7 separate regions of the Homo sapiens genome follow, and regions 1, 2, 3, 4, 5 and 6 are each linked to region 7. The links are chromatin loops, found by intact Hi-C in ENCODE. Cell type or tissue: endothelial cell of umbilical vein. All regions are shown on one strand. Region 1 overlaps STEAP1B (STEAP family member 1B). Region 2 overlaps RAPGEF5 (Rap guanine nucleotide exchange factor 5). Region 3 overlaps RAPGEF5 (Rap guanine nucleotide exchange factor 5). Region 4 has its middle 34 kb from the start of RAPGEF5. Region 5 has its middle 160 kb from the start of CDCA7L. Region 6 overlaps RAPGEF5 (Rap guanine nucleotide exchange factor 5). Region 7 overlaps STEAP1B (STEAP family member 1B).

Region 1 (4,000 bases), 52 kb before region 7:
TTGGGCTGTGCCAACATTTAGGAACACCAGGGCAGCCATCTTGGTACAGCAAAACAGCAGTCGCATTAGAAATGTGCTCCACTTTTTTAAAAGCGGGTGAAAGAGAACTTTGGGTCGAATTCTGGGGTTCCTAACATTTTAACACTAGGTTGTTTTCTGTTATTTTTCTTTTTATGAAAAGATTTTACTGTAGAACTTAAATTACATTTTGGTTAATGTCTGATGAAAACCAACAAATTTATTTGACTCATAGTTTATTTTCCTGGCTTATGGGCATAGAGTTGAGTGTGGGCCACACAGTCAACAAGCTTCCTCACTGTCATGGGCTTTTCCTTGGCTTCGCTCTTGAGTGTGGTCTCCTTACCATGCAGACAAATGGCTGGGTAACTCTCCAGGGCCACTCTGGTTTTCCACCCAGACTCTTTGTAGTGGCAATCAGTCAGCAAACACTGCCAACCTGCTAGCTACCCCAGGACTGGGTCTAGAAGACAGCGCTGAGCCTTTTCCTCTACTTCCCTTCCCATGCCACCATCTGCCTATAAAACTTTATCCTCTTCTAGGATACATCGCTCTACCATGCAGTTGAAATGCCTGCCTTCTCTCCTAGACCTCAAGGTTTTTCAGAGCAGAGGCTTTATCTCATTTAACTTTGCATTCCTCCTGCCTTACATTGTTGTTCACAATATAGTTACTGAATTCATACTGAATAAATGTGGGTGGATTTGTTAGCATCCTTACCATCCTGCACCTCTCAAAGTTAAAAGATCTTCTAAACATAGTGGATTATTTCTTACATTTGATTATAGTAGGTGACACTTCCATTCCTAGCACCTCCCTCCCCCACCCCACAAACTATTAAGTTGGTGATATGGTTTGGAGCTGTGTCTCCCCCTCAGATCTCATGTTGAAATGTAACCCCCAGTGCGGGAGCTGGGGTCTGGTGGGAGGTGATCGGACCATGGGAGCAGTTTCTCATGGTTTAACACCATCCCCCCTTGGTGCTGTTGTCACGTTAGTGCAGGGGTCCCCAACCCCCTGGCCGCAGACTGGTATCAGTCAGTGTCCTGTTAGGAACTGGGCTGCACAGCAGGAGGGGAGTGGCAGGCCAGCGAGCATTACTGCCTGAGCTCCACCTCCTGTCAGATGAACGGTGGCATTAGATTCTCCTAAGTACATGAACCCTATTGCAAACTGCACATGCAAGGGACCTAGGTTGTGTGCTCCTTATGAGAATCTAACTATTGCCTGATGATCTGAGGTGGAACAGTTTCACCTCAAAACCCTATCCCCCTTCCCCTACTTGGAAAAATTGTCTTCCACGAAACCAGTCCCTGGTGCCAAAAAGGTTGGGGACCACTGCAATAATGTAAGACGCCTGCTCCCACTTCACCTTCCACCATGACTATAAGCCCTCTGAGGCCTCCCCAGAAGCAGATGTTGCCATGCTTCCTTTACAGCCTATGGAACCATGAGCCAATTAAATCTCCTTTCTTTATAATAATTACCCAGTCTCAGGTATTTCTTTATAGCAGTGCGAGAACAGCCTAATACAGTTGGTTAAGTCACCAAATGACTTGGAATAATGCTGTTAAGGAGATAGAGTGTCATTTCCTCCAGAGCAGGCATGAGTGTCATTTCTATTTTTCCTCTTTAATGTTGGTCACAGAGTTGGGTTCATAAATACTTGATGATTGGCATATGCTTTACTCAGAATTCTTTTACATGCCAGTGGTGAACACCCAAATCACACTAACTTAAACCAAAAAAAAAGGGAATGTGTTGACTGTCTAACTGAAAAATTCAGGATCTAGTTTCAGGGACTCTAAATACTGAAATATGCCACCAGGACTCTTCTGTGTCTTTCTCTGCTCTTGTTCTGCTTCCATGTTGGCTTTCTTCTTTTCTAATGAAAACATCTTCCTTCTTAGAGCATGGAGAAAAAAGCATGGCAGGCTTATACTGTGCTATCTTAACAAAATGTTAAAGACATCTCATCTCTCTCTTCCACTTCCATATATAAATATCAGAGAATGACCATGCTTGAAGTAGGTTCTGTGCCATCGCTAAGCCAATCAATGGGAGAACAGGAAACTGATTGCCCAGGCCTGAGTCATATACCCACTTCTGTGACGAGGGAATGAGTGTTACTATTTTGCACAATCTCCCAAAATCACATTGGAGGGAGGAAGGGCATTTCTCCAAATGGAGGAAATGTTTTAAATCAGAAAAGAATGTGGGCAAACTAAAACAACAGATATCTTCATCATGAATGTTCTGTAATTTTGAAATAGATAATATCTGGAAAATATTCTAAGAGTACCTCAACAAAGTAAATGTTGGCGTATATAAAAGCATCTCGTTATCCTTTGTTATAGTTAAACCTTTAAAACTTGGAGAATGTTTTAAGAACAGTCATGTCTCTTCATGACAGGATACATTCTGAGAAATTCATTGTAAGGCGGGATTTCATTGTTGAGGAAACATCATAGAGTGTACTTACATAAACTTAGATGGTACAGCCTCCTACATACTTAGGCTAGATGGTATAGTCTCTTGCTCCTAGGCTGCTAATCTGTATAGCATGTTACCGTGCTGAATACTGTGGGCAGTTGAAACACAATAGTAAGTATTTGTGTATCTGAACATAGAAAAGGTATAGTAAACATACATATATCGTATAAAAGATAAAAAATTGTATATTTGTACAGGACGCTTGCTATGAATGGAACTTGCAGAACTGGAAGTTGTTCTGGGTGAGTCAGTGAGTGAGTAGTGAGTGAATATAAAGGCCTGGGACATTACTGTACACTACTATAGACTTTATAAACGCTGTACACTAAGGCTACCCTACATTTATTGAAAATTTTTTTTCTTTAATAATACATTAACTTTAGCTTACTGTAACTCTTTTACTTTATTAACTTATTGTTTTTACTCTTTTGTAATAACACTTAGCTTAAAACATCGTCACATTGTACAGCCATACAAAATATTTTCTTTGTTTATATACTTACTCCTTAAGCTTTTTTTCTATTTCTAATTTTTTTTCTTTTTAGACTTTTTTGTTGAAACTAAGACACAAACACACACACATTAGCCTAGGCCTACCCAGGGTCAGGATCATCAGTATCACTGTCTTCCACCTCTATATCTTGTCCCACTGGAAGGTCTTCAAGGGCAGTAACAGGCATGGAGCTGCCATCTTCTCTGATAACAATGCCTTCTTCTGGAAGACCTCCTGAAGGACCTGCCTAGGGCTGTTTACAGTTAGCTCTTTTTTTGTAAGTAGAAGGAGTACACTTCACAATAATAATAAAAAGTATAGTATTGTAAATATTAGGCAATAGGAATTTTTTTGCTCCATTATACTCTTATGGGACCACTGTTACATATGCAGTCAGTCGTTGACCAAAATGTTATGTGACACATCACTGTATTTTAAACTATTCCTGGAAACAGCTTTCCACCTAAAAAAGTACTACACGTGGTCTAAAATTCAGAAACACTTGGGATGTTTTCTGTCAATCAAATTGTTGTATATCTAATCTGTTTTTCTCATTGAATTTCATAAAGTGTAAATTAAAGATGTGTTCCTCTGGAAATAAATTCAGAACTAATAAAAACAATGAATAGTACTGTGACATATGTTTTCTTTCCCTAAAAAATGTTACACCAATCCTGGATGAGGATCTGTGAGTTTGCTAAGGAAAAGCTTCTTTTATCAAGTGATAAATTTGAAAAGTTGTTTTTCCACAGGGTTGACCAGAAGACTGGGCACATCATTAATTCAGCACAACTCACCATTCCCACTGGAAACATACTGGCAATTCACATCTTCCAAACAAGGACCAACCTCTTACTCCAAAAGAAAAATGGTACTCTGAAAATACTGTTTCAGACTCCAGTGTCAACCCCAAAATTCTGTTAAACATAAATCTTATATCAGCTACCTCCAGCCTCCATTGATGACATTATTACTCTCAATATAATGCATTCCTAA
Region 2 (4,000 bases), 150 kb after region 7:
AATTGGGGAAGGATAAAGAGGCATATACAATAATATATTTAAAGGTAAAATGATATTTGTAAAATCTACTATTTGGAAATCATCATACTTTGAAGTAACTCATGGGTGAAAGAGGAAGTCCCAAAGGAAATAAGGAATATTTAGTATAGAATGTACATTAAAACATAACATGCTCAAAATTATGGGATGCAGCTAAAGCAATACTTAGAGGAATATCGATAGATTTTAATGCTTATATTAGGAAAGAATAAATGTCTTAGATCAATGATCAGGGCTTCCACCTCAGAAAGCTAGCCAAAGAAAAACAAACTACAAAGAAGGAATTAATAAAGATAACAAAAATTGATGTAAGTGAAAAGAAATTAGAAAAAAAAATAATGAAACTAAGTTGGTTCTTTGAAAAAAAAAAAAAAGGTACGAAATCTCTCACCAGAGTGTTGAAGAAAACAAAAAGACAAATTGCCAATATCAGGAATAAAAGAAGGAATATCACTGCAGACTTACATTTGAAAGCTAACAAATGAATATTATGAACAACTATGTGATCATTAATTTGAAAACTTAGGTGGAATGGACACATTCTTTGAAAGACATTAACTACCTATGGTCCTTCAACAAGAATCTGAATAGAATTATGTATACTAAAGTAATTGAATTTGTAGTTGATGCCCTTCAAACAAGGAAACAATGGGCTTACATAAGTTTACTGGCAGATTTAACTAAACATTTAAAAAATAACTTATGTCATTTCTCCTATCCAAGTACGAACCAGGCCCAATCCTGCTTAGCCTCTAAGATAGGACAAGATCAGGCACCTTCAGGGTTGTATGACCATAGACAAATTATGTCATTTCTATATAACCTCTTTCAGAAAATTAAAGAGGAGTGACTGTTTCACATTCATTTTATGAGGCCAGCACTGTCATGACAAATTTCAGAGAAAGAAAACAGTAAGGCCGGGCGCGGTGGCTCATGCCTGTAATCCCTACACTTTGGGAGTCTGAGGCGGGCGGATCACGTGAGGACAGAAGTTTGAGACCAGCCTGACCAATATGGAGAAACCCCATCTCTACTAAAATATGAAAAAATTAGCCAGGCGTGGTGGTGCATGGCTGTAATCCCACCTACTCGGGAGACTGAAGCAGGAGAATCGCTTGAACTGGGGTGGCAGAGGTTGCAGTGAGCCAAGATCACGCCATTGCACTCCAGCCTGGGCAACAAGAGTGAAACTCCGTCTCAAAAAAAAAAAAAACAAAAAACAGAACAATATGACTCATTAGCATAGACACAATCTTCCTCACATATAAAAATTATAAATACGTTATGAAAAAGGGGAGTTTACCCTAGGAATACAAGGATGGCTCAACACTCAAAAATCATTCAATATAATTCACCATATTCACAAGCTAAAAATAGACAAATTATATGATAAATTTTATAGATGCAGACAAAGAATTAGAGAAAATTTAACCCTTCAAGATAAAAATTCTCAGAAAAATAGAAATATAAGAGAACTTCCTCAATCTGATAAGACTTTATACAAAACCCATAGCTTGCATCATACTTAATGGTAAGAGACTAAATGCTTGCCTACTAAGATCAGAACAAGGCTAATATGTCTTCTCTTAGTACACCTCTTCCACTCAGGCCAGTGCAAAAAGTCAAGAAAAAGAGATAAAAGGCATATATTTGGAGGAAAACATAAAGCCATCTCTCCTTGCAGATGACATAGTTATATACATAAAAAAAATCACAGGATTAATACTTCCTCTCTCTTCAGCCATCACTGGCCATGGCCATCTAGCGTCTTGTTCTGTCAGATTTTAAAGGTAGATGGAAGAGGTGGTTCGTTAAGGAGTCTAAGGATGATCAGTCTCATTTTATATTCATGGCCTTTAATCTTGAGTGGGTCTTCAATGCTGTGGGGTGGTCCTGTTCATTTCTTGGTATATTCAGTCTCCTAGAAAACTGTATCACAATTGCTCCCCTCTTACCTCTTTTTCCTTGCTTTTTATTTCATTGAAAGGAACATTTTAAAAACTATCTTTCTCATGTTTTATTTACCAAATCTGTCAACCTGCCTGCATCTATATTGGTGGACTCTATCTTTGCTCCTGATAAAAATGGATGCATGGTCCACATTCTTATTTAAGGTCAGTTTCCTCACATTGTGCACTGATCCCATCTCTGCACCCCTACTCAAGGATCTCATTTCTGAAATCTCATTTTTTTCCTGCTTCATCAGCTTTTTCCTCTACTGGATTGTTCTTTTCAGCATGTGTTGATATTTCCCTATATCTCCCTCTAGCTGCTGCACAATGTCTCTGTTCCCTTTTACAGCAAAACTCTTCAAAAGATATATTTATGGTTACTTTCTCTACCTCTTCTATTCTTTTCTGAATCTACTCCATTCAGGCTTTCAACAGTACCACTCCACTGAAGGCAACCTTGTCAAGATTACAGAAGTCTTCCATGTTGCCAAATGCCAAAATGCTGATTTTTCAGTCCTCATCTTACTTGACATGACAGCAGCATTTGGCACAATTGATCATGTCCTGGAAGCAGTTTTTCCACTTGGCCCCTGGGATAACATCTCTTGGCTCTTCTGTCTCACTAGCTGCTGCTTTTAAGGCTCCTTTGCTAATCTTTCCTTTTCCTGATTGTATTAACTGTGTTTCAGTGCTTTGACATCTGGGGCCTTGCTGACCCTGGAAAGACTGCCCAACCCAGGAATAGTCCATTCCTAGAGACAGTAGAGAACTTACCTGCTAGCTTTGCTGGGAGCATACCTTTCATAGGTAAGCCAGCCACTCCAGAGCTCATAACATAACCACTTTTTTTTATTGGGCTTTCACCTTCTGGGCTACTTTTCACCTGCCCTAATCACCCCAGCTCCAGGTACCAAACAGTTAGGGGCAGTCCCTATGCTTTTGGTCCTGCTGAAGTTAATCAAACAGTCTATCCTCAGCCTGTTTACCCTGCCTTACCCGTTCTATTCTGGGGAAATCACAATAGAGGTTATTTCCCACATCTTCCCCCATGTCCTCTGCCTCCTGACTGACACTGGTGCCTCCCTGTGTGGCTCCTCCTTGTGTGTCATCCCCCCTTCTCTTGGGAACTGTGAGTAAAAAACTGTCTTTTTAATGCCAGTCATCTCTTGAGCTGTTTGCCTCAGATTATTCAGACTGGCTGTCCCTAAATAATGAAACCTTCATTTTGAAGCAGTGACCTCTAAACACAGTAGAGGTCAGTCTTGGACTTCTCTTATTTTTTCTGCTCTCACTTTGGATGTGCCCTCACCCAGTCATGTACTTAACATCGTCTCACAGTGATGGTTTCCAAAATTCAGGTCCCTGTCTCCTCTTACCACCCTATACAAAATAGCACCTCCACCACCCCTCACTTCTGCCTCCTTTGTTCTCCTTACCCTGCCTGGTTTTTTCTTACTACCTGATGTTTATTAGCAACATGAGACATCCCTTGGCCTCCTTAGTTTCTGAAATGGTGATGGATTCACACTCTCTGGCCAGAGAGCTTAAGTTCAAGTCTGCTATTCCGATGTCTGAAGCCTACCCTTTGTACTCCTAACTTTACTTTTCCTAATTAGATCCTCATGACACTTGGAGAGGAGGAAATACCGTGTGGGTAAACAAACTTTTTTTTTTTTAGTATTTTTCAAAAAATTTTTGTGATGGAACTTGGCATAAGATTTGTATTGGCATCGTAAGTGAACAAAATTTCCACTTATTACTTTAAACTGTTTTTGTAAAAAGTGTTATGAAATCAGCTAGTCCTAGTCTTTGTGATTACTCATTACCTCCTCTCCCAAGGAAACACTAAGTCCTTCAAAATTTCCATTGTTTATAGACAAGGCTTATTCCAGGTGTGGGAACAGATTGCTTATCTTTATCAGAGTACACTTATGTTTAAGAGTAGTACAGGAATTTTGCAAAAATTGGACATCTAGGCCTGATTATATTAGCATTTGAAATTGAGCCAT
Region 3 (4,000 bases), 230 kb after region 7:
CTACACAAACTTTTCTTTCCAGAACCCTTTGAAAATACCTTAAACAGAGAGAATCTCTGGTAGCTCCCAAATAAACCGACATATTTGGCCAGAGCTTTGGCATTTGCTGCAATATGTGTGCCTTCCTCAGAATTAACTGGGATTTTAGGGTGGCTCTCCTGATCTCTGTAATCTGAGTTGGTGTTACTATACTTCTATTCTAGAATACTCTCTGTCATCCATTCATTTGCTAACTTTTGTTCAAGCCGATGTCATAGAGGAGCCAGGCTAACTATGGTGGCTCCCAACTATGTGGCTCCTGCCCTCAAGAAGTATAGTCTAGTTGTGGAGGAAAGATATCAACACAACTAACTGAGATACAAGGAAGCAGTGAAGAGAATCCCAAGAGAGACACATAGGAGTTTGAAGAAGAATTTACACCTGAGAAAGCAGGATTCTTTCATAGGGCAGAAGTAGTTTGACCTGGACCTTAAATTAGGTTTTGGGTTGGATTTAAAGAATCCACATTGAAGAAGAGTATTCCTAGTGGGAAGAATAGCATTAGAAAATGCACAGAGATACCAAAATATTAGATGTTTTTTGGAACTCTGAAACGATTTCATGTTTCCAGAATACCAAGAATTGGGGGTGTGGGAGGGGAGGCAGGAGAAGGAAGATTTCATGAGAAATGAGATTGGGACCAGACTGTGGAGGATTTTGAGGGCTGAGAAGTTTTACTTCATTCTAGAAATAATGAGGAACGACTCAGCATTTGTTTGCCTGCAGTTTGCTTCAGGTAGCTGAGATGTTAGTATTTATCTCACTGACAGATTGTTAGGTGGGGTTCTAACTTTTCCTAAGGAAGATGGTTGAGGCAGGGCCTTCATGAGATAAATTATATTATTTCAATCTGACTGAACAGTGACTGAATAGTGAGGGAGCTGAAGAGTGATTAAGCAGACTTGGGGCCAGAGTGAATTCAAGTCTGATTGCCTCTGGAGGGTGTCTTCCTTCAGCCTTCATCACTGGAGTGAGGACTGATAGGTGGCCCAGAAGCCAAGGTAACCGGAACCACAGCAGTCCTTCGAAAGAGGGCATGCACTCAGAGGGCAGCTCTGGAGGACAGAGACAGAAAGAATACGTAGGGAGGGATGGGGGTTGGGGGGCGGGAATGCAGAAAAAGAAAAGGTGCTTGCCCAGTCGTAACTTAGATTTGAAAAGCTTATAAACTTTTCATATTTTATTTTCAGTAAAATAGTTACATCAAAGTATATGACTAGATGGATGTGGGTCCTATTTCCAGGAATATAGCTGCACTATTCACCAGAAAACTGAACCTGTATTTTCCCGAAATGTAGTTTATGCTTTGTAGTGTATTAAATTGTAGATTAGAAATACCAACAATAGCTCCTAACCTGACTTCCTGACTTCCAACTGTAGAAATGAGCAGTATCTGTAAAATGTATGTGAAAACTTGGTTCAGCAATACTTTCCCTAGGGATCCTGTCTGTATCCCTCCCTTGCCCCACCCCATTTTCTTCTGTTCCTTTGTTAAGTCTGGGGACCCACCCTACTTCCTTCCCCTTTTCTAATTCACTCATGAAATATGGATGGGTGGGAAGGGGATTTTGCACACTCTGAAACTGCATCTTGGCACAGTCTGCTGCCAGGGTAGGGTCTCTATCACTCAGCCTCAACCGGAATTTCCTTTTCCCTGTTTCCTGCAGCCTCATCCTGGAATTCTGCCTACGTCAAAGGTTCCTTGTTTAAGGATTACGAGGGGAGAAGTGGTTTGGAGTATTCTGGCTACTGTCACACTTATTTACATATTAAAAGTTGGTCTCTACCTTTTCCCAAATTTCATTTTGTCTCTTTTTAAGCAGTTAAATATAAGGTGAAAATCCTCTTTTTACTCTATATGAAATACTAAAAGGAAAAGAGGTTTGATCATTGTTTTCAAACTTATAATTGTACATCTAGGTGAGTAGTTTCAAGCAATCCCAGCATTATTTGAAGTTTATCAGTAATTTAGTTTAACCAAGAAACTACTTACTAAAGAGAAGTAGAACTTTCTAACATTACTGTAATAGAATTGAAAGTCACAACTAGGGTATAATAGGCAATTCATAATACATTAAGTTGCCCAATTATAAACTGAGAAATCACCTCATTGAAACCAGGTTATTTTTCTTAATAACAAAATCCTGACTTTGTGTTGGATTGGTATTAAAGTATCTTTCCATTGGAATTAGGCTTCCTGGAGTGAGTTATTATAGTCCATTTTTAATAGGGAATAATATGGCCACAGAGTAACAAAAAAGTAGAAGTAGCTAGTTCTTGCCTCCAAGAAGTTTACAGTCTAGCTGGGGAAAGAATTTATACATGGAAAACAGTTAACCATTCAAGACAGCATTTAATGAAGTCTCTAAATAAGACATTTAGAGGGAAGTAAAATCTGGCAAACACATTTCACAACTGCAGCAAACCATGCTCTTCTCATTTATTTAGGAACAAGGTTTACAAGTTTGGTTCACTGTGTGTGCTCTTTAAATTCTAGCTTTTCCTCCAGAAAAATAGCAGTTAACTGCCAGTGAAAGTCAGTGGTGTGCTCCTGCTGTCTGGTGGAACCATCTGCTCATTAGCTGTATTTTTAGGTTTTCACAAGAAGCCCACTGCAAGTCCTAACATTTTTAAAAAATTAGTTTGAGCGGTTTTGAAGAGAGAGGAATTTGTCATTATGCTATTTTTTGACGGTGCTCAAGTTTATTTTAAAAGGCTCAATCAAGAACATTGATACTGGCTCAGTTTGTTTGATTTATCAAACTCATGTTATCAAAGGGTCCTTTTATTCTCTGCTGTACAAATGCTGCTCCTAGCTTTATTAGGTTCTTATTCTTGTAAAATTAAAATAGCCATATCATCTGCAATATGGTTGAAAAATCATTAAAGTGAAGTATTGAAAAGCAGGTTATTTGCCACTGTTGTTTTGCCATCACCCTCCTCCCCCAGTGGTATATCTCACTCCAGACCCCAGGTGACCTTATATTCTTTTCTTCTCTACCCCCATCAAGGCCTGATCTGCATTAATGTAACAGTGTTACTACCATGTAGTCTGGTGTCTGATCAGGCAACACTAGAAACTTTTGTCAGGCTGGTGTTATTTGGGTTTATAATGAATGTTTTAAGACAAAAAGTTTAGGGAAAGGATGCACAGACAGATGGAGAGTTGTTCATGATAACTGTGTACTTCCAAGGTTTGGAAAAATAAAAAGAAGAGATATCAAGAAGTAAAGAGACATAGGCAGCAATTTACAGTGTGGCTTGGTTCCTGAAGGACTGCCCTGATACATCTCTGACCTCATGAACTGATGTTCTGCGAGAAACTCAGAGACTGAATTCAGTTTACCTGTGTGGTCAGCATCCAAGTGCTGTGGAAGCATTTAACAGGGACCTTGGCTAGTCTAGGGAGTCATGCACATTTCCCTGAGAGAGAGAGAGAGACAGAATCTGAAGGGTCAGGAGAGCTATGAAAAGTGAGGAGGGATGGGTGTTCCAGGCAGAGGAAAGAACACATGTGAGGCCGGGTGTGGTGGCTCACGCCTGTAATCCCAGCACTTTGGGAGGCCAAGGCGGGTGGATTACGAGGTCAAGAGATTAAGACCATCCTGGCTAACACGGTGAAACTCTGTCTGTACTAAAAATACAAAAAATTAGCCAGGCATGCTGGCGGGTGCCTATAGTCCCAGCTACTCGGGAGGCTGAGGCAGGAGAATGGAGAATGGCGTGAATCCGGGAGGCGGTGCTTGTGGTGAGCCGAGATTGTGCCACTGCATTCCAGCCTGGGCAACAGTGCGAGACTCGGTCTAAAAAAAAAAAAAAAAAAAAAAGAGAACACATGTGATAACACAAGGGGCCTGATGTGGAGAAGAGAGCAGCTTTAGAAACAGAACCAACCAGCTGGAGCCTAAGTGTGGACTGTGGATGGGAGAGGTAGGGCCAGGTGAAGAAGGTGCAGGAGCTG
Region 4 (4,000 bases), 54 kb after region 7:
TAGCCCTGCATAGTCATCATTTTCCTCGCCATTTTCCAGCATCATTGGGATGGGGATGGGGGGAATGGATAGGTGGGTATGACCAATTTAATTTTTGCCAGGGCCATGGTTCAATTGAGCATGCCAATGATAAAAACCAGTGTTATCTTACAGAGAATGAGGACAGGTTAAAAATCAAAAGAAAATAATAAAAACCCTGAATGTTTCTGCTGATGTTTGGCTTTCCATTGTGTCCGGAATGGGGATATTTAACTCTATACCAGGTACTGGATTTTGGCCTGTGATTTGGTCTGATTCATTAGGGTTGAAATTATTATTATTATTTTTATTATTTTGAGATAGAGTCTCACTCTGTCACCCAGGCTGGAGTGCAGTGGCATGATCACAGTTCACTGTAGCCTTGTCCTCCCAGGCTCAAGCAATCCTCCCACCTCAGCCTCCTGAGTAGCTGGGACCACAGGCACACACCACCATGCTCGGCTCATTAAACTTTATTCTTATTATTATTTTGTAGAGACAAGGTCTCTCTATGTTGCCTAGGCTGGTCTTAAACTCCTGAGCTCAGGTGATCATCTTACCTCAGCCTCCCAAAGTGCTGAGATTAACAGGCATGAGCCACTGCACCTGGCTTGGAATTATTTATTTGTTTATTTTTTGAGATGGAGTCTCGCTCTGTCGCTCAGGCTGGAGTGCAGTGGTGCCATCTCGGCTCACCGCAACCTCCAGCTTCCCAGGTTCATGCCATTCTCCTGCCTCAGCCTCCCGAGTAGCTGGGACTACAGGCTCCCACCACCACGCCTGGCTAATTTTTTTGTATTTTTAGTAGAGACGGGGTTTCACCGTGTTAGCCAGGATGGTCTTGATCTCCTGACCTCGTGATCCTCCCGCCTCAGCCTCCCAAAGTGCTGGGATTACAAGTGTGAGCCACCACGCCCGGCCGGAATTAATTTTTTAAATGTCTTGTATGATAGCATAAATAGAGACTCTCACCTATGGGCATAATTGTAAGTTACAACTACCTGCTGTGTCTGGAAAGTCAATAAAATCAATACTAACTGAGGCTTTGCTATATGGTAATATTGTTGTCTATGTATTATGATTGTTTCTAAATATTTGTTGCAGCTCCTGTGAACAATATAAGGAGCTCACAATAGGTAGAAATCATGGCTAAATACTTCTCTTCTTTGTTATTGCCCTTCACTGATTTCAATTCTTGGCCAAGAGGCATATTTAATATGTTTTGCTATTTGTTTCCTACAAGTTCTTTGTAAAACAACTGACTTCTCCATGAGTCATGTTTGGCGATATCACCTGTTTGGAAATGTATGTTCACGCACTTCAGGTGGAGAATCTTCCTTCCTAGCAAACATTTAAAAAAGAGAAAGCTGATTGAAAAGGCAGGTAAGAACTGACAGTATTTATAGTATGTTTTCTGAAATGGCCAGCCTTACCCCAGGGAGTGCCCTGCATAGCCTGAGAGGGATTAGAGAGAACAAGTCCTATTTCATTTGTTTGCTTCCCCTTGGATGGCTGTCCCTTGACACTTTGAACCTTTGGACTGATGTCTGGGAGAAGAAACATTGAAGGATTGAATGAAATGTCAGTTAATTATCTTATGCCATTTATTGACATCTGGCTAGGCTCAGTCTATCCCCAAGGAACTCTCTACAGGAGAGCATGTTTGATGGGAAATATAGATTGTGTAGTCCTAACAGTCCAACAAAGGTAATCACAGGTCTTGGGGTTGACAATAGAGGATGTCAATCTGAGAATCAACAGAACTGGATAGAATCTTGTTCTTCCTCTATATGCCATGCTCTGTGAGCTTGGGAAAACGCGTAAAGACTGGGTTCAGGTTCTGTAATTGGAGGATTATCCACAGGCTGAAAATTACACTGGATAGAAGACCTGAGTTCAGATGCTCTGTTTATCAATTATCAGTTCACAGCTCCCTCTAGCCTGCAGTCTTCCATCATAAAATGGTGATAACCATAGTCACTTCCTGAAAACACTTTAAAAACTGTGAGGTGATATTCAAATGTAAACCATTCTTATGACAATGACAGTGTGCCCTATTATGCTACCTTTCTTCCCTTCTCTAAATAGTGCAACAAAAGTCTGTCATTTCCTGAGTTATTTGTCATCATGCTTCTGCTTCCTCTGGCCTGTTAGAGAGCAGATCTTCTGAGAGCCACGGGAAACTGACCACCTCAGCTATGTCTTTTAGGGATAAGAAGCCAAGGGGACACTGATATTGCTCAGAAGAGTTGAAGGATTTTCCACTCTTAAAAAAATCTAGATTTGTTACCTGCCTAATAACCCGCTCAAGGTAAATCCCAGCAGGAGTAATTAAAGTAAAATCAACAATAACATCTTTCACTGAACTTCCAGAACTGTATGGAATTTGGTGTGATTTTAAAAGAATCTCACTCAGTGATTACATTCATCCATCAAATAATGTCAATTAAATTATTGTGTTCCGTTTTTATAGCTTATTCGGGGAAACAAACCATTCCATCCCAGCCCGAATGTTGGCACATTTATGAAATCGAAGCTTCCTCATTTCATCATATCAATTTTGATAAGTGATAATGAGTTTCACCAGTCCTGCCACAGGATGCATAGGTGTTGCAGTACCAGGTAGCTAAGGTGAGGCAGTGATCTTGACTTGCAACGGTTGGACAACCCAGAAGGAAGCACAGCTTGGTTATTGCAGGAAGCTCATACCTGTCTTGGTCATCACAGGTTTTTATGTGATTAAGATCAGTTCAAGGACTTGAAGTTCAAGTCCTAGTAAGCTTGGAATGCAGACTCCTAGATTTAGAGCTAGAAGGTACTTAATCTAAACTCTCTATACTCAAAAGTGTGGTCTGAGGGTGGGCAGCCTCAGCATTACCTGGGAGTTGGTTAGAGATGCAGAATCCCAGGCCCTGCCCCACACTCCTGAGACAGAGTCTGCAGGTAACAAAGTTTTCAGGAGATGGGAAGGCACATGAAAGTTTTACATGCACTGGTGTAACCCATTCCTCTGGTTTTGCAGATGACCAAACAAAGTCACAGAAGGTCTACGTGACCTGTTAAGAGCAAATAGCAGGTTACTTACTGGCAGAGCAGGAGCCAACCTATCTCATCTGCTGGTTCTTACCTCTGTGATTTGAGTAGCAGTGAGTTATGGGCCTGGTCCCAAGATGGAAGGTGGGCTCTTCCAGTGAAATGGGCAATAGTGACAATCAAGCACTGCTTATTCAAGGAGTCATTTCTCATGCTTGCTTAAACTAAAAATTCTACATTACTTGTAGAAATGGGTGAGTTTTCACCTAAGGACCACAGCTCTTCTGGCAGCAATTTAATCTGATTGCAGGTTGAGTACTTAAATGCCTTGAACACGGAAACTATTGAAAGGACAGCAAAGAGGCCTGCAGCCTGACATCCACTGCATGTGGTAAGAGGGCTCAGTGTTGAGATGGGGTCTATTCAGGGCCTTTCTCTTACTGTTCCCTCTGCCTGGGTTACCGCACCTCTGCATCTTCACATGGCAACTCCATCTCACCATCCAATCCCTTCTGGGGAGAAGCTCTCCTTGGTCACTCCATCTAGAGTCAACTTTTCTCCCCATCCTATTCCCCTCAGTCACTCTCTATCCCCACTCTCTCATTTTGTTTTATTTATGACAATTGTTAAAGGAATTATTTAGTTGAACAATGTATTGTGTTTTCCCTTTCAAAGCATGTCCATTTGTTGAGAGCAGGGATCTTGGCTCGATTGTACACTGCCACATCCATATTGACTAAAACTGTGCTTGACATATGGTAGGTACTCAATAGTTGTTTGCTAAGTGAATAAGTAATTTAGAATAAAGTTCGTTGTGCTCATAGTTAGAATAATCATAAATAAGAGCTAACATTTATTGACTTTTACAGTGTGCTAGACACAGTGCTGCATGCTTTAAGCACACTGTTTTATTTAATTTTTTTTTTTTTTTTTGAGACCGAGTCTCACT
Region 5 (4,000 bases), 330 kb after region 7:
TTTTGAGATAGGGTCTTCACAGAGGTAATCAACTGAAAATGAGGTTTTAGGGTGAGCCTGAATCCAATGTCACTGGTGTTCTCCTAACAGGGAAATTTGGAGACAGACACAGGCAGGGAGAACACCCATGTGAGCATGAAGGTGGCCACTCATGCTGGGGGTGGGGGATGGAGGGGAGTACCTGGAGCAGACCTTTCCTTCACAGCCCTCAAAAGCAACAGACCCTGCGAGCACCTTGATCTCAGACTTTCAGCCTTCAAAACTGTGAAGCAATACATTTCTGTTGTTTGAGCCACCCAGCCTGTGGTATTTTGTTACAGTAGCCCCGAGAAACTCATGTAGCTTTGCTGGGAAGACCTGAAGGAAGTGAGGGACCCACCCATGCAAATCCCTGGGGGAAAAGCATTCTGGGCAGAGGGAACATCAAGTGCAAAGGTGTCGAGTGTGCCCCTTGGAGTTCAGCAACCAGCGAGGATCCTGGTGCAGCTGGAGCCAGTCAGGAAAGGAAGAGAAGCAGAGGAGGTCAGAGATAACTGGGGCCAGATCACATGGAGCCTTGATGTTTACCTTAAGTCAGATGAGAAACCACTGGAAGATTTTAAGCAGAGAAGGACATGACCACTCTGGCTACTGAATTTCAGACCAAATAGGGGCAAAGGTGGAAGTAGGGAAATCCGTGAGCTTATTGCAATAATACAAGCAAATACCATGGTGACTTCCACCAGGTGGTGGCATGGGGTGATATGACATAGAGTCATTCTGGATATATTTAGGAAGATACATCTGATATGGTTTGCTGATAAATTAGATATGGAGAAAGAGAAAGTTAAGAGTTAACCACAAGATTTTTGGTTTGACCAGCTGAAATCATGGAATTGCAACTAATTGCAATGAAAAAGACCTTGGAGATGGCAGGTTTGAAGGAGAATAGCAGGAACTCAGTTCGGGACATATTTGGTTTGAGATGTCCACTAGATAGACATGGATTGGAACTAACAATAATCTCTTTGTACCAAGTCTGACTTGTGTGCTTGATTTAGGGGACTTTCTACATCATCCACATCTGGGATTTCACCAGTCAAAGCCATTCTATGAGCTGGGGTGTTGTGCTGGATGAATACTTGCTCAATAATGATGCTTCAAACCTCCAGGTCCAAGCTCCAAGCATTGTCAGCACAGCCATGTGGAGCAACTTCGATGCACAGAACCTCTTCAAGTCCAACCAAATAGACACCACCCACTTGGGCAACAAGCCATCTCAGAGGGCAACCACCTCATGGGGCTCTCGACACTCTTCCCCTAGCAACCATACTTCAACTTTGACTTCACGGTTTGTTTAGTGCTGCCTTCTCATTCGGGCCTTCCTTTCCAGAAGAAATGTAGAAATATGAATTACACTTCTGTCATTAGAGATTCCAGAGGCTTCAATTAGGCAAGCTGAAATAAAATCTGTCTAAAAGACACGTAGTAATAGGCCTTTGAAACAAGCTTCGAGGTGGTCCCAGACATTCAGTTCCAATTTCACATTGCATAGCCAGAAACAAACTTGTACCTCAATGGGAAAGAACTTTTCAGACAGTCCATTATTTTTTTATGTTACCTTCTTTTGTCATCAAAAAATGATCTGGATCTCTTCTCTCCTCCTCACTTAAGTAACTTTTCTTCATGTCCTGGGTCATGCCCCAGGAATTTTTATCTACAAAGTGCTCAGCCTGGTGCACAATGCACATTCGCTGCTTAATAAATATTTGTTGCCTGAGATGCGTGCTGCTGGCATGACCAAAATGTGAGACGTTAGCGACATCTGCTGGGGATATGGTGATGGTGTGCAGAATTTAAGTCAGAAATGCATGTTTTTGAAGGGCTGAGTTAAATCAAATGCCACAATGGGGCACTGTTGGAAGCTTATGTCTACAGTGATGAGGCCATGGCTTTGCAGCTCTTCCTTACCAGGATGTGGTCCAGTGGGTTATTGTTCTCCTACAATATAATGCAGCCTTGTTTTTTTAAAAATACAGAAATCAAGAAGATGGAAAAGGAGCTGAACTGGGGAAAGCTGAGGTTTGCACAGGTCTGTTGGCTCCTAAGAAAATGAAGAAAGTGAGGGCAGGGAAAGGATGGAGAAGCAGGTCTCCAGTCTTCCCCCACTCCGACCGCTGGCCCTCAGGAGAAAGTGCAAGTGCCCAAAAGCAACTTCCCAGCCACTGTCCTTCCCCAGCCTCACCTCTGGCTTCTGCTCCCTGTTCCTGCCCCACACCCCAGGGGACACATTCCTCAGGTCCACTCCAGCCCAGCTAAAACGTTCAGGCACTCACCTCCAGACCTTTGAGCTTATTTGTTCAACAGCCAAGTAGCGAGTGGGGACTTGGGAACACTAGGAGGCGCTGTGCTAAACATGGGTGTACATTCCAGAGCCAGTCCAGGGAGTGTGGTTCCGGAACGGGTGGAGCTTCTGGTGTAGTGGATGTGGACTTTCTGGCCTGGAGCTCCTCTCTCCTCCTCACATAAGTAACTCTTCTTCATGCCCCAGGTCTCAGCACCCCCAGGAAACCTGCACTGGCCCCTCTAGCCTACACCAGATTCCCCCCAACCAAGCACCCTCGTAACACCTGGGTTTACCCCTCTCCAACCAAGTCAGAGCCTCTGAACTAGTTGGCCTGCTCCTCACCTCCCAATACACTAGATGTCCCCTCAAGCACCGGTTGCCTTCTTTACATTTATGTATCAGTGTTGATCACAAAACCAGAACAAGGTAGGTACTTCTGTGGTCCTGGAAGAGCTATGGTAACTGTCATAGACCCAGGAAAGACGCCGTTTACTACGCAGAGGTGCTGCGGTGAGTGACAGGAGACTCAGCAGCATTGTCATATCACAGAGCAAACCCTGCCTGCTGGGCTTCCAGGCCATGTGAAGGTAGAGATAACCGATGACCTGCTTGATTGAATGTGGAGCCCATGGGGCTGGTAGGGGTGCCAGGGCTTCAGATCTCTTCCAGTGTTCTGGGGTCTGCCTGTCCCAGGAGCTGGCAGCAATTCCAACACATTCCTGAGCACTTATTGCTAAGGTGAATCCAAGTTCACGTTCCCAGAACGGGTTCCGAGTCAACCACGCCAGAGGTCTGCGCCAGCTGCACTTGGTCTAGGAGGCCTGGGACCACCGTCAGCCCATTCTTCCTTGAGGCTCCGGAACAGCGTGGGACATTAGCTGAGCTGTGCTCAGAAGCAACTCTCTCGCTGATTAGGGCTGCCGAGAGTCCCATCGTCTGCTCACCTGTCAATCAATCAAGCCTCTTCACTGCCATCCTGACCATCCTGTCAGGGCTGATCACCTTGGCTGCTCACAGAACCCATGAGGACTGAGAATTTCCCAGATCCTCACAATGACTGAGCAGCCCTGCTTCCCTGGACCTTTATAAGCATCTGGAACATGCCCAGGTGTGCCAGGTGTGGCCTCCATGGCCTGCCAGAGGAGGGGGCAGGGGGAGTGCAAAGACTGAATCAGACAAAGACTAAGCTTTGCTTCTGCCCCTTCTTCACCCTTTTTTCCCATGCAAGAGTCTCAAAGGCAGATCCAGAAGGAAAAGTCAGCAACATTCCACCATTCGATTCCTTTTCTTGGCCCCAGTGTGTGCCCTGGGGCCCTTTCGTTCTTTGGCCTGGGTAGAGTGTGTGGCCACACGCTGCTGAAAAGGTCAGGGTCAAGATGCTGGGAGCTGCCAGTGGCGCTAGAGGAACCCATGTTTTCCATTGTGGATTAAAATACCCATTTGCCTGCGGCTGAGCTTCCCCTCCGAATCCAATAGGTCAATAAGGACCAAGGACAAAGCACAAACAGGGCCTGGAAGCCAAGAGATGTCGATAAAAATGGAGATGAATAGGCATTTCAGTGCGGGCAGGCCGTGGGTGTGGGGCATTGTCTTTTCTCTGGCCGGCAGTGCCTGGCCACTTTGTCTCCAAACAGTGCTTCCATTTTAGAGATGCCAGATTGGTTTGGACCCAAA
Region 6 (4,000 bases), 320 kb after region 7:
TCATAACATCATCACAGAGATTCACTGAAATGTATAAGCATAATGCTGATGAGTACAGCTTCATATTGCTTTTATCCTCCTTTGCTTCCCAAGTGTTTACTGGGGATTCAGCTAATTCTAAGATATCAGTCTCACTTAACCAAGGAACTCTAGTTTATATATGCTCCAAGTATAGACAGGAAGGTGATAGTTATACTAACTTGTGTGGCCTTGAACCTGCCTTGAACCTCCCACTCATCAGAGAGCAACCCTCTGTGTGGCACTGAGCAAAGGAGAAATTTAAGTAACTATCAAGCCAGTTGATGTTCTAATATTTATATACAGTATCTTTAAAAAATTGGTTTGGGAACTGAATTATCCGAATTCATTTTAACGGTTTATATGAGCATAGTAAACCAATGTCAGCATTTGGGATAAAATATGAAAATGTTAATCAAGTCACTTATGCATTATAAAGTGTCATGCAAATGTCAGTTGCCATGGTTAGAACCATTCATTGTGCCATCTTTTTAAGGCTTGAAAATTAACATAAAATTACCTTTGTAGCATCGTGTTATCCAAACCAATGTTTAACTTTCTCGACGTCTTCCAGAGAAGGCATTCTGGAATAAAACAGCTTTTTGTTACTTTCAAACAGGTGGGATGGTATAAACTTTAACACCTAGTGTGTTTACTTGCTAAAACCAGGAAGCCTTGTTTCTATTAAACCTAAGAATTATAAGCCACCCATGTCATACAGGTCTTAAATTATTTCCTCATAAAATACATTTGTTATAGAGGAGAAAAAAGGGGGTTTCACCAAGAGAAAAAAATGCTATAAGAAAATGCTCAGCCTCCTGCATTTCCCTTCCCTCTGCTCAAACTGAGCTCCAGCAGCTCACCCTGCCTGTCCCATGCATAATCTACAAAGCAACAGGATATGATGTCTTCACCACTCACCTTTCCATTGTTTTACTGTAGTGCAGTTTGGCCAGTGTTCCCCAGCCTCAAATGGTTTGCTTGTGTGTGTGTGTGTTTGACTGTGGTGCACGGGCTTGCCTCGTGGTTCATGCTGCTTCATCCTGGTTCCTTATCAGCACGGACGCTAGCAGGGTGTGGATGTGTTCACAGTGCACTAAAGCCTCCTTTGGCCCCTCGATTCCTTGACTGCCCTAGATATGTGAGTGGAAAAGCCCCTTGTCTTGTCCTTCTCTGGGTAGACTTTAGTCCATACACATACTTTCTGAAGCTATTTCGTCTGTTAACCACATCTTAGAGTCTGTTCTGTTGTATCTGTTCATTCAGTTGCTCCATTAAATTTTTTTTTCCAAAAAATGAGAATACCAAAGAATTGTACAAAATCTAAACAACAGAAAAAGAGTGATTGCATTCATATGCTAAATACATTATCAGCGATTTTCAACGCTTCTAGACTGAGATATAGGACCCAGTGCTGGCCATTTAAACAGGTAACTGCTGTGAAAGGCTACCTAAAAGGGCTCAGGAACCATCTGTCCTGGGTCCGAATCCTGGCTGTGACAGTTAACTTGCTGCGTGACTGTGCTCAGTTTCCCCATCTGTGGAATGAGATAATAACGTAATTTCTAAATAATATACAATGTTAGGTAATAAATGCTATAAGTATCCTGCCAGTCTGATTGCCTGACCTGAGGAATCCATTCTGAGCTGAAAAAGCATTTCTACTGTAGGACAAGGACACCTCTTATGGGATTCTGACTAATGAGAACCCACCTAGTACATTTACTCAGCCTTAGTGTGGGGTTTTGTTGGTATGTAGATACAGCATTACTGCTCTCCTGAGATTGTCTTTTTTCCCCCTCTAAACAACAGGTGACCTGTCTCCAAAAGAGCATCAAGAGTTAAAGTCCTATGTTAATCACCTGTATGTCATTGACAGCCAGCAGGCTCTGTTTGAGCTCTCACACAGGATCGAGCCTCGGGTGTGAGCCCCACTGCCTCACCTCCCCTGTATCTGCAGCACTTTGAGCTACGGGAATGTCTATGCCAAGCACGTTGCTTTCCTGTGAGAAAAGAAGTTGCTGAGTTTTATCAGTATAACCCAAGACATTCACAGGAAAGCCAGCCAAAGCGTGTTCAGGAAGTGATGTCAGCCACCAGAGAGGGGGAGAGGTTTCTCCATGCTACTCTCGGGACAAGAAGGCAGAAGGAGAGTCAGAAGCATTCTTGAGATGGAGAAGGCTGGTTTCTTATGATCACATTGTTGATCCAGTCCAGTTTTCAATATGAGATGTGCCAGCATCAAGACAAGACAACGTCTTGACATGCAATGACCAAATATTTCATTAAGAGCGTGCATGAAACAGGAAGGAGTTTTTACTTTGCCTAGTTTTAGATTACTGTCCATAAGCTGTCAAAGAAGTCATTCTTTTGAACACCTGATGACAGAGACAGCATCTCTAGATCTCCAGGGAGGAGAGGTTTCTGTTGATACAACCTGTGACATCACCAAAAGCCACTTGTGTCTAGGGAGTTAGTGAGGACTGCAGCTAGCATCCATGCTCTGATGGGCAGATGAACAATGTCAAGGTGTGCATCACTTTGCACCACAATCAACTATTGACACATGCTTGCAGGTGAAATTAGTTTCTGTACAACTGATTTGCAGCTATAGGCAAGGTAGATGAAGTTGCTTTGCCAGTAAGGAAAAATAGTAATCTTTAAGAAATTGACTCATTGTTTAATTTCTGGGGATTTTCTTTATACTTCTAAGCAGGCTCTTATCTTTTATTGGACATAATATGATTTTGAAAAAGCACAGTGCCTGACACATTGCAAACACTCACCAACTGCTTGCTGAGGTGACAGAGTCACAAAAGTCTGCATTCTTGTGCCTGATGATGCATTTTGCGTACCTCATACAGGCTCCTTGCCCACACTATGGAATGACAGCAGCCAGTGCAGGGAGGTTAAGTGACATTTAATGAGTGAAGCACTTAGCACTCTCTAGGTAATAAGATAGTGGTAATTACTAGTGTTTTGGCAAATGAAAAATGCCCTGAAATAGCCAAATGTCTGATTAATGTTGGCAACTTAGAAGTCCTATAATCCAACTACCAGCCAAAGCAGGGAGCCTTTCTATAATTTGCCTTTTTTTTTTTTTTTTTCAAAATCTGAGTCTTCTAAAATCTTATTATTCCCATTTTTACCAATTGAGGCTCCTGTAGCAAATAAGACCTCTTGATATTTTCAAGGACTGGTTAGAGGATTTCTTTCAACCTTCACATGAACAAAACAGCCTATGGGTCAAAATAATGAAATCCACCCCTGCCTGCTAGATACTTGTCACCTTGCTAAAATGCAAGGGCCTGGTCCATTCATTTTCCAAATGCAGGAGTCTTGGTGCACTTCTCACTCTTCCTGCCTGTTCATCTCTTTCATGCCCACACAGACCTGTTTCCTTTTTGTCTCATCAACGCCTCATTCATCCTCATTACTGAGGCGTGTCCAATGCTTTTTGACATCTTTATAGCAGTGCTGTTTCCTGGGCTCAGGAACCACACTGAGCTTGAGATACTGCTGGAAGGAACCATGTGGAGAGAAGGTTTGGGAGAACTTTGAGAGAGACTTAGTTTGGCCCAGCATGTAAAACTTCAGTCCTGAACATTTATAGGGTTTTATAGAAGGGCATCCTCCAGGGCTGGTCCATTCAGAGAAATGCTGCATGCTGCCGTCATGGAATGTGGCCCACAGGACACCAGAGCCGTGAGAACCGGAGAGCAGACTTCCCTCACGGCTGGGCTGAGCAAACCCTCCAAAGCCCTCCTCACGCAGTTACTAACAATAGCATGGGCTTACAGCACAAGCACGTGTTCTCACCTTTTTCCTATGCCCTGGACTAAGGTTTGGCCAGTGTAATCATATAAGGCCATCCTGACATTGTTTCTGTGTTTCAAAATTTGGATTTTTATTTACATTAGAACTACATTGCTCCTAGTAGAACATTACCTTTAGGGGACTAATTTTCCATGGAGAACTATTT
Region 7 (4,000 bases):
TACTAAGGCTACCAGTCATCTTTAACATCAAGAGTGCTCACTGAGCTCTTCAGACATTTACCCTAAAACAAGAGATGAATTTTAAAATGAGTCTTTTGATGCTCTCTGGAGAGCAAACCCTTAAGCTATATTCCTATAAAAATTAAGAATCTCATTCCAGACCCCAATTAAACTAAAAAATATTGTAGAGAGAGACAGAAAAATCAAGTTTCTACAATGTGCCAGCCACTGGCTAAGTGTTTTCCCAGATACTGTCTCATTACTCTTCACAGCACCATTGTGGGGTGGGCAGCATTCCTTCCATTTCACAGATGAAAATACTGAGGTTCAGGGAGGGTTCAACTTGGGACCAGGCTTGAGTCGTTTACCTGAAACAAAACCCACATTCTTTCCCCTTCACCTTATTAACTCTAATCTTGGCTGAAAAAAGTGAGTGCTCAGAAAAATAAGGGTTATAGAAGTGAGATTAGCATTCATATTCCAATGGAAGTGTCCATCAGAGTGGTTCTAAATCTTGGCTACGCATTGGAATTGCCAGTATTCCAGGGTTTGCACAACTTGCTTGTAAGAAATCTTAGGGCAGTGTTTATCAACCTATAGCAGGCTTCAGAACCACCTGGAGGTTTGTTAAAACAGATTTTTGGGCCCTGTCCCCAAAGTTCCCGATTCTGTCTTTCTGGGGTTGGCCTAAGAATCTGTATTTCTAACAAATTTCCTGTGGCTCCAGGTTGGGGACCTCACTTTGTGAACCACTGGCATAGGGCATTGTCTTGCAAAGCGCAGTCCTGTCCCAGAGTATCCAGGTTGGAATTAGGGACTCAAATGCAGGTTCTTGGCCCTGGCCCAAATCTATAGGATCAGATCTCAGAGGGTAGGGACCGGGGATCTGCCTCATAAACAAGTGTTCCAGATGATTCTTTCACTTGCAGAAGCATGAGAACTGTCATCCAATGGGTCTTTGAACTCCTTCATCTCATATACAGCCCAGCTTTTAAATACTGTCACATTTTGAACGACAACTGCACAGCAGAACTGCATTTACAGTTGACCATTAGCTGCTGCTGTGACTTGCTTCTGGTTATTTAAAATGCCCACAAGGGATCTCTTAGCCCATGCTTCATAAATAAAGCCCAAAGAAGAAATATTTATTCATTCATTTTTTTAAAAACTCTCCAGTTGTCAAGTTTCCGACTCATCAGGGGGAAAGACTGATTAGTGGTTGTTTCATGCTTCCCCACACAAGTGAAATCAGGAGGAGAAAAGCATTCTATAAAAGAGCTTATTTCCCTTCCTCTTCGCCTCTCCTGCCTCCTCATTTACCCTTAGCTATTCAGTTTCATCAGCCCTTGTGAGAATATAGCTCTGACTTTGAGTTTAAAGGGGTTGGGCTGCTTGGAGAGCAGTGCCCTCCCTGCTGCTCTTGCATCTGGGAAGCTGGATCACCACGGGGACTTCCCCCAAGCCGGAAAAGGTCGACCAAATCCCCATTCAGAGGTGGAGGGCGGGAAGCCAGGCCCAGGCTCGGATGTACCCTGAAGAGGTGCAGGTGCTTCCCGCTGGCCTCCGCCCCTCAGCTGTGGGCTCCCAAGTGAAGCTGGCTGCCAAGAGGAGTATTTATAGCTGCCTTTGCTGGCCAGTTCCTGCCCGGTTCTCACAAGGCTGCCGGCAGATCCCAGCACGACTGGCTGACAAGACGAGGGGAGGATGGGAGGCCCAAAGGGGCATGGCCCAGCTGTCCTCCCTGAAGAGTTGCAGATGTCAGTCCCCTTGATCTGAAGTTAGAAATACAATGCGGTTTACAGGAGGAAGACATGAAGGTCATGTGAAGAGATTTCTCGCTGTTCTTCCACGGCTCCAAATCTGCTGTTGGCCCAAGAGAACCCACCACAAAGAGGTCTGTGCTGTCATCTGCAGAGCTGATTTGTAATTACTCTGCTCATAATGCAGAAAAGTCTAGAAGCTCCCTCAGCCCCTGTTCCCAATGCCAACCCTGCCCAAAGGCCCTTTAAACTGAAACCGGCATCATTGTCCAAATTCTTCAGGTGAACCTGTCTTTAGAAACAATGGCCCTTTCTCTTTCTCATCCTCTCACTTAGGCCTCTGGGTTAGAGAAGACGACTGATCTAACAGCTCTCCTTGTGCCACGCGGACAGACCCAGAGCTCGCTCTGGTGACAGCAAATGCACACCTTGTGGGGGTGTCCAATTGTTGGCTTAGTGGGTCTCCAAACTCACGAAATAGAATACTGGGGAGCCCATGAAATACCTGATTGGTTTTTCACATGGGTAGGCTCCATACAGAGCACAGCTCATCAGCTAAAACCTCCAAGGTGAAATCATTAAATCTCCAGGGGAAAACCAACAAAACAGCAAGTGTTCCGGAAAGGGTTTCACTTCCTAACTGGCAGCGAGCCTGAGATCAAAACCTGTTACTCAGTGACAGATGAAATTCCTGCAAGAGGCACAATCCATGCTATTGTTCTGTCTGAGGCCCTTATTTCTCCCAGGGTTGCTGCGAGTGGCCAAGGCAGAGGCTCCCGGGCAGCCGATGGGACATTTTCTCCATGGGTTTGAGTAGTGTGTCTGCAAAGAGTCCATGGTCCCTGGAATCCCCATGATGGGTATAATTTCAGAAAATTCATTTCTGAAAGCAGAAAGGAATTTATATTTTCTTTTTACTTTTTTTTTTTAAAACAGGGAAACAGGCAAAATAGAAGGACGCATAGTTAGAGGTGATTGAAGTCAGGGTAACGGCTAGAGCCAGGCAAACAAGAATAGTCCTCACCAATCCTGCTCACGCCCTCTCAAGCTGCCTTGCACAGTGCTGTGTGCTTTCCATATGTTATCTCATTTAGTCCTCACAATAGCCCAATGAGGGAGGTACAGGTACCCTCACTCCTTTGCAGCAGAGGAAACTGAGGCCTAGAGACGTTAAAGGTCTTGCTCTTTGTCCTAGGATGAGGATGGCAGATTTGGAATTCAAACCCACTCCCTCTGCAGGGATCCTTTAACTAAAGCCCTGAGCGTGACTCTGTGGAGAGACAGGCCCACTGGCTCTGGGCTTCTCCAAGAACTCATCAGGCTGTGGTGGTCTCTGGCTTCCTTATATCACACAGATGTGGAGAAACCAGGGCAGTGGGACTCAGCACCCCCTGAGGGTCAGTTTATGGGGACAGCCTCTTGGGCTGGACATCACCTTCAGCTGGACCTCAGCTCCTTCTCTGGCCCAGAGCTTGTTCAATTGGGTGATTTTTGTGGCACTTTATGTAGGTCAAAGTCCTGGTGGCTCCAGCCGAGTGGAAGTGTTTTTGCCTGGCTCTTAGGTGATGGGGCAGGAGGGAGCTGAATGCAGAAAAAGGAGCTGGCATGTGCCAGCTACCATGACAGCCAGCAATGCTGTGCTGTTGTCCTGCCATCCACGTGCAGTTTCCTTTCTCCGATGACTCCTGGTGGGAGGAACTGACTATGTACAGTGTGCAAAGGGCATAGCAGTGGCGGAAGTTATGTTTCTTGTAATTGGAGATCTTTGTGGTCTGGAATGATCATTTTGTGTGTTTTCTCATCAGATAGGATAGATTGCTTTAACGTTCAGCCACACCCAGAGACAGCTTTTCCTTCCTGGACTACCCATGGTCTTTCATTTTACAAGTTGCTTAGATGAGATTTTCACTTACGTCTTCCTTGTTTACTGTTATAGCTCTAAGGTCCAGCACAGTTCCTGGCATACAATGGGTGCTTAATTAATACCTATTGAAGTGATTGATTAAATGAATTCCTGAATAAGTGAATCAGTTACCAATTAATCTTGGGTCCTTGATTCCAGAACATACCAAAGAACATGATACTAGGATTTTCTCTGGGTCTTTAAAAAGGAATGTCACTTTTCTTGTTGTTGGGAAGCATGTCAGTTTGGGTCCTGCAAGAAGCAGATGGTAGAACAGAGTTGTTCCAGGAGATTTATTGTGGTAAACACCTGCGAAAGATGAGGAGGAAGCAGGATT

Evidence for each region. A loop is a pair of places that touch in the nucleus more often than their neighbours do. Peaks named below come from ENCODE experiments on the same cell type or tissue, not always from the same donor. Only the 100,000 strongest peaks of a DNase experiment are listed, where the experiment ranks them.
Region 1: a loop joins it to region 7, with 6 times the contacts of the local background. A loop is called at or near these places in 8 of 110 quality-filtered maps.
Region 2: a loop joins it to region 7, with 6 times the contacts of the local background. A loop is called at or near these places in 9 of 110 quality-filtered maps.
Region 3: a loop joins it to region 7, with 6 times the contacts of the local background. A loop is called at or near these places in 3 of 110 quality-filtered maps.
Region 4: it touches region 7 in a loop (2.3-fold over the local background); 8 of 110 quality-filtered maps call a loop at or near these places.
Region 5: a loop joins it to region 7, with 5 times the contacts of the local background. A loop is called at or near these places in 8 of 110 quality-filtered maps.
Region 6: a loop joins it to region 7, with 5 times the contacts of the local background. A loop is called at or near these places in 8 of 110 quality-filtered maps.

What each region holds. Positions count from the first base shown.
Region 1 is chr7:22,495,237-22,499,236 of GRCh38, reverse strand. The region is part of intron 1 of STEAP1B (STEAP family member 1B); the gene reads left to right. Among named protein-coding and RNA genes, the nearest start is that of STEAP1B, 3.0 kb to the left of the region's middle. In endothelial cell of umbilical vein, no CTCF peak of the experiment used is centred here; DNase peaks (open chromatin) are centred at 2,106 and 2,686; H3K27ac peaks cover 4,000 bases.
Region 2 is chr7:22,295,433-22,299,432 of GRCh38, reverse strand. All of the region lies in intron 5 of RAPGEF5 (Rap guanine nucleotide exchange factor 5), which reads left to right. It also overlaps the pseudogene RNA5SP227. Among named protein-coding and RNA genes, the nearest start is that of RAPGEF5, 60 kb to the left of the region's middle. In endothelial cell of umbilical vein, no CTCF peak of the experiment used is centred here; DNase peaks (open chromatin) are centred at 2,402 and 3,712; H3K27ac peaks cover 339 bases.
Region 3 is chr7:22,211,830-22,215,829 of GRCh38, reverse strand. All of the region lies in intron 9 of RAPGEF5 (Rap guanine nucleotide exchange factor 5), which reads left to right. Among named protein-coding and RNA genes, the nearest start is that of RAPGEF5, 140 kb to the left of the region's middle. In endothelial cell of umbilical vein, no CTCF peak of the experiment used is centred here; a DNase peak (open chromatin) is centred at 1,639; H3K27ac peaks cover 2,732 bases.
Region 4 is chr7:22,388,823-22,392,822 of GRCh38, reverse strand. No RefSeq gene overlaps it. Among named protein-coding and RNA genes, the nearest start is that of RAPGEF5, 34 kb to the right of the region's middle. In endothelial cell of umbilical vein, no CTCF peak of the experiment used is centred here; no DNase peak of the experiment used is centred here; H3K27ac peaks cover 693 bases.
Region 5 is chr7:22,108,270-22,112,269 of GRCh38, reverse strand. No RefSeq gene overlaps it. Among named protein-coding and RNA genes, the nearest start is that of CDCA7L, 160 kb to the right of the region's middle. In endothelial cell of umbilical vein, CTCF peaks have their summits at 1,806 (motif pointing left) and 2,378 (motif pointing right); a DNase peak (open chromatin) is centred at 1,789; H3K27ac peaks cover 451 bases.
Region 6 is chr7:22,120,352-22,124,351 of GRCh38, reverse strand. RAPGEF5 (Rap guanine nucleotide exchange factor 5) reads left to right here. Exons shown (of 26, transcript NM_012294.5): 26 at 1,831-4,000. The coding sequence ends at 1,946. Among named protein-coding and RNA genes, the nearest start is that of CDCA7L, 180 kb to the right of the region's middle. In endothelial cell of umbilical vein, no CTCF peak of the experiment used is centred here; DNase peaks (open chromatin) are centred at 991 and 2,061; H3K27ac peaks cover 2,639 bases.
Region 7 is chr7:22,443,114-22,447,113 of GRCh38, reverse strand. The region is part of intron 4 of STEAP1B (STEAP family member 1B); the gene reads left to right. Among named protein-coding and RNA genes, the nearest start is that of STEAP1B, 55 kb to the left of the region's middle. In endothelial cell of umbilical vein, no CTCF peak of the experiment used is centred here; DNase peaks (open chromatin) are centred at 1,523, 2,403 and 3,493; H3K27ac peaks cover 3,554 bases.